Regions from separate parts of the Homo sapiens genome. Here region 1 is linked to region 2. A link is an interaction called in ENCODE POLR2A ChIA-PET data of the cell type or tissue named here. Cell type or tissue: PC-9. All regions are shown on one strand. Links, peaks and the distances in the headings refer to the core of each region. The heading gives the core; the rest is flanking DNA.

The links. ChIA-PET counts read pairs that join two places held together with the same protein. Peaks named below come from ENCODE experiments on the same cell type or tissue, not always from the same donor. Only the 100,000 strongest peaks of a DNase experiment are listed, where the experiment ranks them.
Region 1: POLR2A ChIA-PET joins it to region 2 with 5 read pairs; 2 of 35 experiments call an interaction of 5 or more read pairs at or near these places.

What each region holds. Positions count from the first base shown.
Region 1 is chr1:89,858,857-89,863,262 of GRCh38, forward strand. The region is part of intron 2 of LRRC8D (leucine rich repeat containing 8 VRAC subunit D); the gene reads left to right. Among named protein-coding and RNA genes, the nearest start is that of LRRC8D-DT, 39 kb to the left of the region's middle. In PC-9, for the core only: no CTCF peak of the experiment used is centred there; no DNase peak of the experiment used is centred there; H3K27ac peaks cover 2,605 bases.
Region 2 is chr1:89,278,481-89,282,886 of GRCh38, forward strand. It overlaps the pseudogene LOC100421401. Among named protein-coding and RNA genes, the nearest start is that of GBP5, 7.8 kb to the left of the region's middle. In PC-9, for the core only: no CTCF peak of the experiment used is centred there; no DNase peak of the experiment used is centred there.

The DNA.
Region 1 (4,406 bases), core at 289-4,288, 580 kb after region 2:
GACAAGAAATGAAGTCATAGTTACATTCTGTTTAAAACTAATAGAATTAAACATTTTGACATAAATAAAACAATTAGAAAACTTTACAAAATAAATGTAAAAAGAATTCATTCACAATACACTGATTATTACAGCTATGTTAAAGTCTACAATTGAACACAAAATATAAACAATTGTTATTTAAGGGATTATAAGTAAATTTAATAAATTTTCTTTACAAAATTTTTGGTGAGATATCTTATAAGAAGTAGAGGGGTCAGAAATCAAATTTCTGGGATGCTTATTAAGATAAGCTTGAAATGTAATTGAATTTTTAAATTCGCATTACAAGTCATAATAGTAGACTATTCGGTAAATGTAGGGAGTAATGGTAGGTAATAGCAAAGCTAGGTAATTTGACTCTTTTTTTTTTTTTAAGCTCATTTTCAAATGAGAGACTCCATACACGGAGATAGTAGTGTCGAACAATGATAAAAATTCTAGGAGTTGTTACTATCTTAACACATTTATCTAAGCATTTACCTATGTTGCCTTGGTGCCTTTGACTGCTGACATTGCACCCTTTCGTCTGTTTTTAACTTGTCGAAATTGTTGTTATAACATTTATCTGCCTCTGTTCCTCAGGTATAGCTGTGAAAATAGAAATGGTTCGGGGTTAAGGATTGTGAATGGGAGGAAGAAATAATCCTCTCATTATTTTCAATACAGGGAAAGAGGATTATTTGTAACCCTGAGCTTTTACCCCAAAAGGACATAAAGTATAATAGGTGATCTTTGCTTTTATAAATGTGAACCATAATAACTACTCTTGGGAAAGGATTGATAGGCCCTATTTTCTACTTGCCTTTTCATCCATTTATTTTGTGATAATTCCTCTATGTTTCCTAATCATTTGCTCTTTGAAAAAAGTGAGAGCTTGTGATCAGTCCTGCACGGAAGCCAGTACACAATCTAGGTATTAGAGCAGTGCATTGACAGAGAGGCTACCTTCCATTTTGTGCTTCCAAGAGGTGGTTGTAAATAGGAAAGTGAAAATTGTTAAATGACAAAAATTACTTTGAAGTAAATTTCTCTGCCTGTTTTAGAACTTAACTCTAGATGAAGAATCAGTATATTTTGGGGGGCAGTAATAGTAAGACCAAAAAGCAACGTTTTTACAGCAGTGTCAGAATATCTATTTGCCAAGTATTATTTCCACTTTATGGATGGGGCCTAAAAGCCAGATAGTTTGTTTGACTTGAAGGTCACTGGTTAATGAGCCTTTTATTACTACGTAGGTTTTCACCGGTGCTGAGCAAGAAAGCTTACAAATCTCCTACCTAAGGCATGCTTATATCCGAACCATTCCAAGATAAAGAAAATGTACAATTTAAGCTTTTCTGGAAGAAAGGAAAACCTCAACACTTTCTGATCTCTCTCAGATCAATAGCATTTTAAACTAAATCTTTTATGCGAAAAGTTAATTAAGGCAACTCCAATTCCTTTCTTAACAGAAATGGTTTTACATCATCCTCCATGAAGTAACTAACCAAAGACAGGCCCACCTTCATCTTTCTCCTTAGTAAGTTTATTGATCCCAGGGCTCTTTACTCTTACACGTCCAATTTTAAAATGTACACGTGGCCGGGCACAGTGGCTCACGCCTGTAATCCTAGCACTTTGTGAGGCCAGGGCGGGCAGATCATGAGGTCAAGAGATCGAGACCATCCTGGCCAACATGGTGAAACCCTGTCTCTACTAAAAATAAAAAAATTAGCTGAGCGTGGTGGTGCGCGGCTGTAACCAAAGCTACTTGGGAGTCTGAGGCAGGAGAATCACTTGAACCTGGGAGGTGGAGGTTGCAGTGAGCCGAGATCACGCCACTGCACTCCAGCCTGGCAACAGAGCAAGACTCTATCTCAAAAAAAAAAAAAAAAAAAAAAAAAAAAAATATATATATATATATATATATATACACACACAGACGCATTTTGTACGTATTTTTAAGATTTTCCTTGAAATTCTTTTTAACGTTCTCCATTCCCCCTTTTAAAGTTACTTAGAAGGGCTGTTATAGGAAACCTCATTTGCTGCAGATCTGATTATCTTCTGGGATAAAGATAGGTAGAAGTTGCAGGGAGACATACTTTAGGTTAATGCAAGGAACAAATCAACTTCAAAGCCATGCAGAGCTGGGCTGAATTGCTGGGTGCTGTCCAGGGCCTTAGCATCAAGGGCACTTTTGAGAGTCTGTCCATCCTTGGCCAAGGGAGTAGAGAGATTTGAAACTTCATGGGAGGGTGGGGCAGAGATGCTCTCTAAGGTTACACAGTGTGTACATACCATTCAGTCACAAGCTTTGTGCTAGAAAAGCCCATGCTTAAATACCACCTCTGTCCCCTGCTAACTGTGTGACCCTAGGAAAGTAAGCTAAATTCACTAAGCCTCAGTTTCCCCCTCTTTAAAATGAGGTCAAAATGATAAGAGGATTATCATGTGACTTTAACATACATAAGGCACTTGGTTTAGTTATTCCTTCCCACTGACTTTGTGATTCTATAGTTTTTCATTCTGTGCCTTTTTTCCTTTCTTTCTTCTTTTCTTACTCTCCAGTTCATTCATTGTAGAGCCATTAATGGTTTTTTCACCTTGTATTGTCCTCTTCTTTATTAATACCTGTGCCTTAGGGCCTACTAGTGGTGCCAGGGATTCCCTGAGCTCCTTTGGTAGCATCACTGTCCATGTCACATATCTGGACAAGTCAGCGAAGAGGTATTGGTCCTCTGTATCCTTTGGACTTGGCATATGGGCATCCCTGAAGACTTTTACAAAGCCAAGATTCATTGCTACTTTAGCTTTCCTGTGTTGTGTACTATAACAAGTTCTGCTCCATGAAAGCATCAGATAGCAGTTGGATATAGATGGAGAAAAAGGTTTTGTACAGGGACTTATGGATGTAGAAATCTATGCTGGTAACATTTATTTTTTCTTCATCTAAGTTTCTGTTTTTGGAGCCAGGCTTCTAATTACAAATAATTGTATTTGACAGAGAAGAAGAATATCAGATCCTGAAGGGCCAGAATGATTCATCCTCTTTAAGGGGAACATGTAACATAACTTTGGGGAATAGCTATAGATACTAAAGGGGCAACATAAAACAGTTATTGATTACAAAGTGTATGAAGACCCAGTTGCTTGGCAGAGTGATATCATTTAGAAAAGTGGTAGAATCTCATTCGTACACACTTCATGACTAAAAGAGCTGGTTATACCGTTAGATTGTTAAAGCTAGAAGGAGGCTTTCAGGTCACTCTATGCAGCGATTTTCTTCTATTAATAATAAAATGGAGATCAGAAGAGTGAAGTGACTTTTTCCTTGAAACATAACTCTTAATACTAAAAAAGGCAAGTCAGGGAGATGTGGGCCCTAATTTTGTTGTTATTTTCTTACATCTAGTGTACCACCCTGACTCCAGCCTCTGGACCTGGGAGTCATTTCATTGTAGCTCAAAGAAGGCTATATATACCCTGTTAGCCCATACTGCTTACTAAGTTGTTAATGAAAAAGTTATTGTTCTTCATAAGAGATCCGTCTTTTGTCCATGGTAAATGATGTTATGAAATTTTTGGTTTATTTGGTTGTTCTAGGTTAGGAATAATTGAAGTAGGCCAGTCTTTGGACAGTTTAGTTCTCCTGTGTTTAGCACTTTTTGTATTTCTTCTCTGTGCTGGATGTATTTATGTTTTTCAGTCTTTCTGTGAGTTAACTCTAGGAGATGGGTATAACTGTATCCATTTTTGTCAGATGATAAAAAGAGGCTTGAAATGCTTAAACAACTTGTTCCAGGTTATACAGCTTATAAACTGGAACTGGATCCCAGGTGAGTTTTCCAGAGCACATGTTCATAATTGCTGTCTTTTTTTTACATTTCCTGCTTCCCTTACTACCTGAGTATTGGGGGAACAGGCTGTGGAACTGAAGATTTTACTGTAACAAATGATCCAAGGAAGATCATCTGGCCTGACCCCTTGGCTTCCAGCAGGAAGGGTGTTTTCTCCCGTGATTTCATGGATGAGATATTCAAGGCCTTGTTTTTATTTATTTTTTGGTTTGCTGTTTCAAAATAAAAAGGCTTTTAGTTCTTTGTTATTATAAAAGTAATAAATTCTCATATAAAGAAAATATAGGAAATAAGGAGAATTAAAAATGACCTTTGTAGTTCCCTAGTCAGTTGATGAAGAGTGGATTCAGATAGCTGTATCCCCTCACTAGCCATTTGACTTTGGGCAAGTTTTATAGCCTTTTCATGCCTCAGTTCCCTGTATGTAAAACAAGAATAATAATAGTGCCTGCCTTATATAGTTGTTATGAGGATTACATGGGCTCTTATTTGTGAAGCATTTAGAACAGTGACTGGCACACAGCA
Region 2 (4,406 bases), core at 141-4,140:
ATTATAAGGATGTTAGAGTCAGCTGACATTTGTTAATTGCCTGAAAAAGCCATGGAAAAAGAAAATAATAAGCTATGAATGTTCCTTGGGGTCCCTAATCTGCCATGTAAGAAGTCCACCTACCCTAAGACTGTCATGCTGAAGAGACAAGACCAAATGTAAGCACTATAGTTGATATTCACAAATGGGCTCAAGCCTCTAACCATTGTCAACAAGGCCACAGTTATGTGAGTGAGGCCATCCCGGCCCACAAAATCAGTGCATCTGTTAACGAAATACCCAGGATCTGCAGCTGGAACCATTTGGAGTTAAAGCGTCACCCAGTCAAGCCTAACCTGAGTTTCTGACTGGCATAGTAATGAAATCATTGTATGTGTTATACAATATTGTAGTTAACTGCAATAAAATATTTTTTATTTAAAGCCACTAAATTTTGATGTATTTATAAGTAGCAATATGTAACCAGAGCATGGGTAAGTATAATTTACCTTGACCACAATAAGGAACTAGAGTTGTTTTTAATTTTTTGGAACACAGGGCATCGCTTGTTTTTTTCAAGCGATGAAACCACGGTAGCAGCAACCATAGGGCATCGCTTGGTTTTTCAAACGATGAAACCACAGTAGCAGCAACCACCACAGTTAAAAAAAAAATGAAGGTAACTTAAGGGTTTAAACTTCTTAGGGTGAGGTTTGGCTCAGTTTACAAACAAATTGCAACATCCAAAGTGCTGCCTGAGGATTAAAGAAATCTCAAATAAGTGGTGCTATGGTTTGAATGTATGTGTCCCTTCAAAATTTATACACTGTAACTTAATACTGAAAGTGATAGTATTAAGAGGTAGGCCTTTTAAGAAGTGATTACATCATGAGCACACCACCCTCACGAATAGGATTAGTGTTCTTATAAAAGAGGTTGAAAGGGGTGCCCTAATCCCTTTTGCCTTTTTCCTCATGTCAGGACACATACATTGCACCATCTTGGAAGCAGAGAGTGAGCCTTCACCAGACATCAGATCTGCTGGTGCCTTGATCTTGGACTCCCCAGCCTCTAAAACTGTGAAAAATAAATTTCTCTGATGTATAAATGACTTAGTCTGTGATATTTTGTTACAGCAGCATGGAAGGACTAAGATAAGTGGTATAAGAGGCAGATGAAAAAGGGATAAAAGACTACAAATTGGGTACAGTGTATACTGCTGTGGTGATGGGTGCCCCAAAATCTCACAAATCACCACTAAACAACTTACTCATGTAACCAAATACCACCTATTCCCCAAGAACTTATGTAAATAATTTTTCAATGACACATGCCATAAAAAACATTCAAACCCCTATAATTAAAGAGTTCAGATGTCTTCATAAAAACAATCAATCAAAGTCTCAAAATCTGCTCTTGTAAGCAGGAGATAGTTTTTCCTACTAACCTTTTGTTAAATCTCAACAATTCCCAGCTGATAAGACCTTGAAAGAGATTCTATGATGGGCTGTCCCACTGGAGAGGGCAAGTGGATTGAATGATATTATGAGTTGGACTGTACTAGCACTCCTTGTATACCACTTCAAATGTATCATGGATCTACTTCACACTCCAGGTTCTGTTATTGGAACCAGTCCTACATGGGCTGGGATAAGCTTCATGCTGATGAGCACTTTGCTTCAGTCCAGTGCCCTGTGGCATTTATTTCTTGCCATGAGGCTTTTCAGATCCTGCAGCACAGATCTCACACTAAAACACACTTAGCACTCATTCTCTCAAAAATTGAAACATAAGCCAAACTTTATCAATAAAAGATGAGAGCTGATGGATAAATTCTTTCCTTTCTCAACTTGTTGGGGGAATGGTTCTGAAATACATTCTGTAACATTTCTCAAGACTCCATTTGAATTGACATCTCTATCACAGCAGTGCTGAATTGATAACCCATTCTTTGATTGACTTTCCTTCCTTCCCTGTTTCATTCTATTTCTCATTTCTGCTCCGTAGAATCATATTCCCACTTAAGCCATCTACAAGCAAGCCTTTATTTTGGGCATTTCAGGCTATGCTTTGAGGGAAATTAAAGCTAGACAACCAGGAATTTATTATTTTATATATCAGAATACCAATATTAATCAAGTTTATTAAAGTGAACTTAGGGTATTCTTTTATTCCTACTCTACTTTCTGTTTGCAATTTATTTCACTTCTAGTAACAATTTGGATTCCATACTGGACATCTATGTACTTAGTTATCTAATTATATATATATTATATATATATAATTTTAATATATAATATATATAATTATAATATATTATTTATAATATAATTATATATATGTAATATATATAAAGTGACACCTCTACTTTTAAAATAGACCCAGACTCTGACCACTTTTTGGCCCCTTTCCTGCCACCTTTCCAGTATGTCACCATTATCTCTCATTGAGATGATTACAGGAAACGCCAATATGACTCTCTGCTTCTATTCTTTCTCTATTTCAGCATTTTGTGTGGTTCTTTTTACATCATAAGTTAGATAACGTAATTGCAATGCCCCAAATTTCCCAATGACTTGTAAATCTTTAAAAGATCCTTAAAAACGAAAGTCTTAATATTGGCTTAATAAATCTTTCTCCTAACCTCTTCTGCACCTCACTTCCTACTGCATGCTGCTGCCTTCTTGCTGTTCCTTGACAGGATTTGTCCTGTCCAAGATGTTGCACATGCTATTCATAGTACTTACAAAACTCTTCCTTCAGATATATACTGCTACTCACTCTCTTCTTTCAAACGTTTTCCCATCAATGGTGTATGGTATCTTGTATGAACACTCAAATTCATAAACTTCTCTCTTCCTCTGACTCAAATTTTTATTTCTCCCCTCTTTTTTTCCATAGGACTTATCATCATCTGATGTATTTTGCTGATTTATTTATTTATTTATATCCTCTATAGCTCCTTTAGAAAGTTTCATGTGATGGGTCTTTGTACCTGTTTTGTTCATTGCTATTATCTCTAGCACTTCAAATACTACATAGTATAAAACAGATACTTAACAAATACTGTTTAAATGAATTAACAAATAGGTGAGTAAACAAATGACCTGTGGTATATTCAATATTTGTAAAATATGACACAAATTCAAGGTAGAGACTTAACTCAGTTACAGTCTCTAACAGATCATCTCCCCGCTGACCACAGTTCACTAGTACAATGGTGTGCACCCAAACCAAGCTAATATAGTGGTGCTTCCTCAACTTAGGACAAGTGATTTGGACTCTTAATGATATGAGAAGACTGGTCAAGCAAACATACAAATATATACTTAGACACATGTAGTAAATCAGTAGTTCAGAAGATCCTGACTAAGCTAAGCAATCAGGATAAATTTGCCAAATTGAAGAAGAGATCATATTGGGAGCAGGACAGCTATTTAAGGAGTTTTAAGTCATATCCTATATGAGAATAGATGTACCTTTGCTCTGATTAAAAGAGAAGTCTCTCCTGATAAAAGGAACATCTTGTGAACACTAACATGGTGAATTAGTTTGTTTTCACACTGCTGACAAAGACATACCTGAGTCTGTGCAATTTACAAAAGAAAGAGGTTTATTGGACTTGCAGTTCCATGTGGCTAGGGAAGCCTCACAATCGTGGCAGAAGGTGAAAGTCACATCTTACATGACGGCAGACGAAAGAAGAGCCTGTGCAGGGAAACTGCCCCTTATATTACCATCAGATCTCATGAAACTTATTCACATATCATGAGAACAGCATAGGAAAGACCTACCCCAATGATTCAGTTACCTCTCACCAGGTTCCTCCCACAACATGTGGTAATTCAAGATGAGATTTGGATGGAGACACAGCCAAACCATATCATCTGGTCTCAAAAATGAAAAGATGCAATTATTTGGATATAAAATCAAAACAGGTACTGAATGAGAAGAATGAATGCTGCTCAAAACTGATTAATGTTAAGAAAATTAGATCAAGAAATTCTCCTCAAAAGCATAGTAAATGAATATAGACCCACCATGAAAGAAAACACACAGAGAATAAATCCAGGAGGTGCATTATCTGCATTATAGGAGTTCCAGATGGAGGAATAGAAGCAAAAGGATTCCCAAAAATAATTAAAGAATACCATAAGAACATTATCTTAAAAGACATATTTATATCTATCCTGGTGCAGTTTCCAAAGTCCAAAGATAATTAAAAGTTTTCCAATGGACTATTATTTACCTATAATGTAAGGAGTATCAAGCTTCTCATCCCTAATGCTATAGAAAACATGATCTGGTGATGTAGAATTTTATTATTATTATTATTATCATCATTATTTTGAGATGGAGTCTTGCTCTGTCACCCAGGCTGGAGTGCAGTGGTGCTATCTTGGCTCACTGTAACCTCTGCCTCCAGT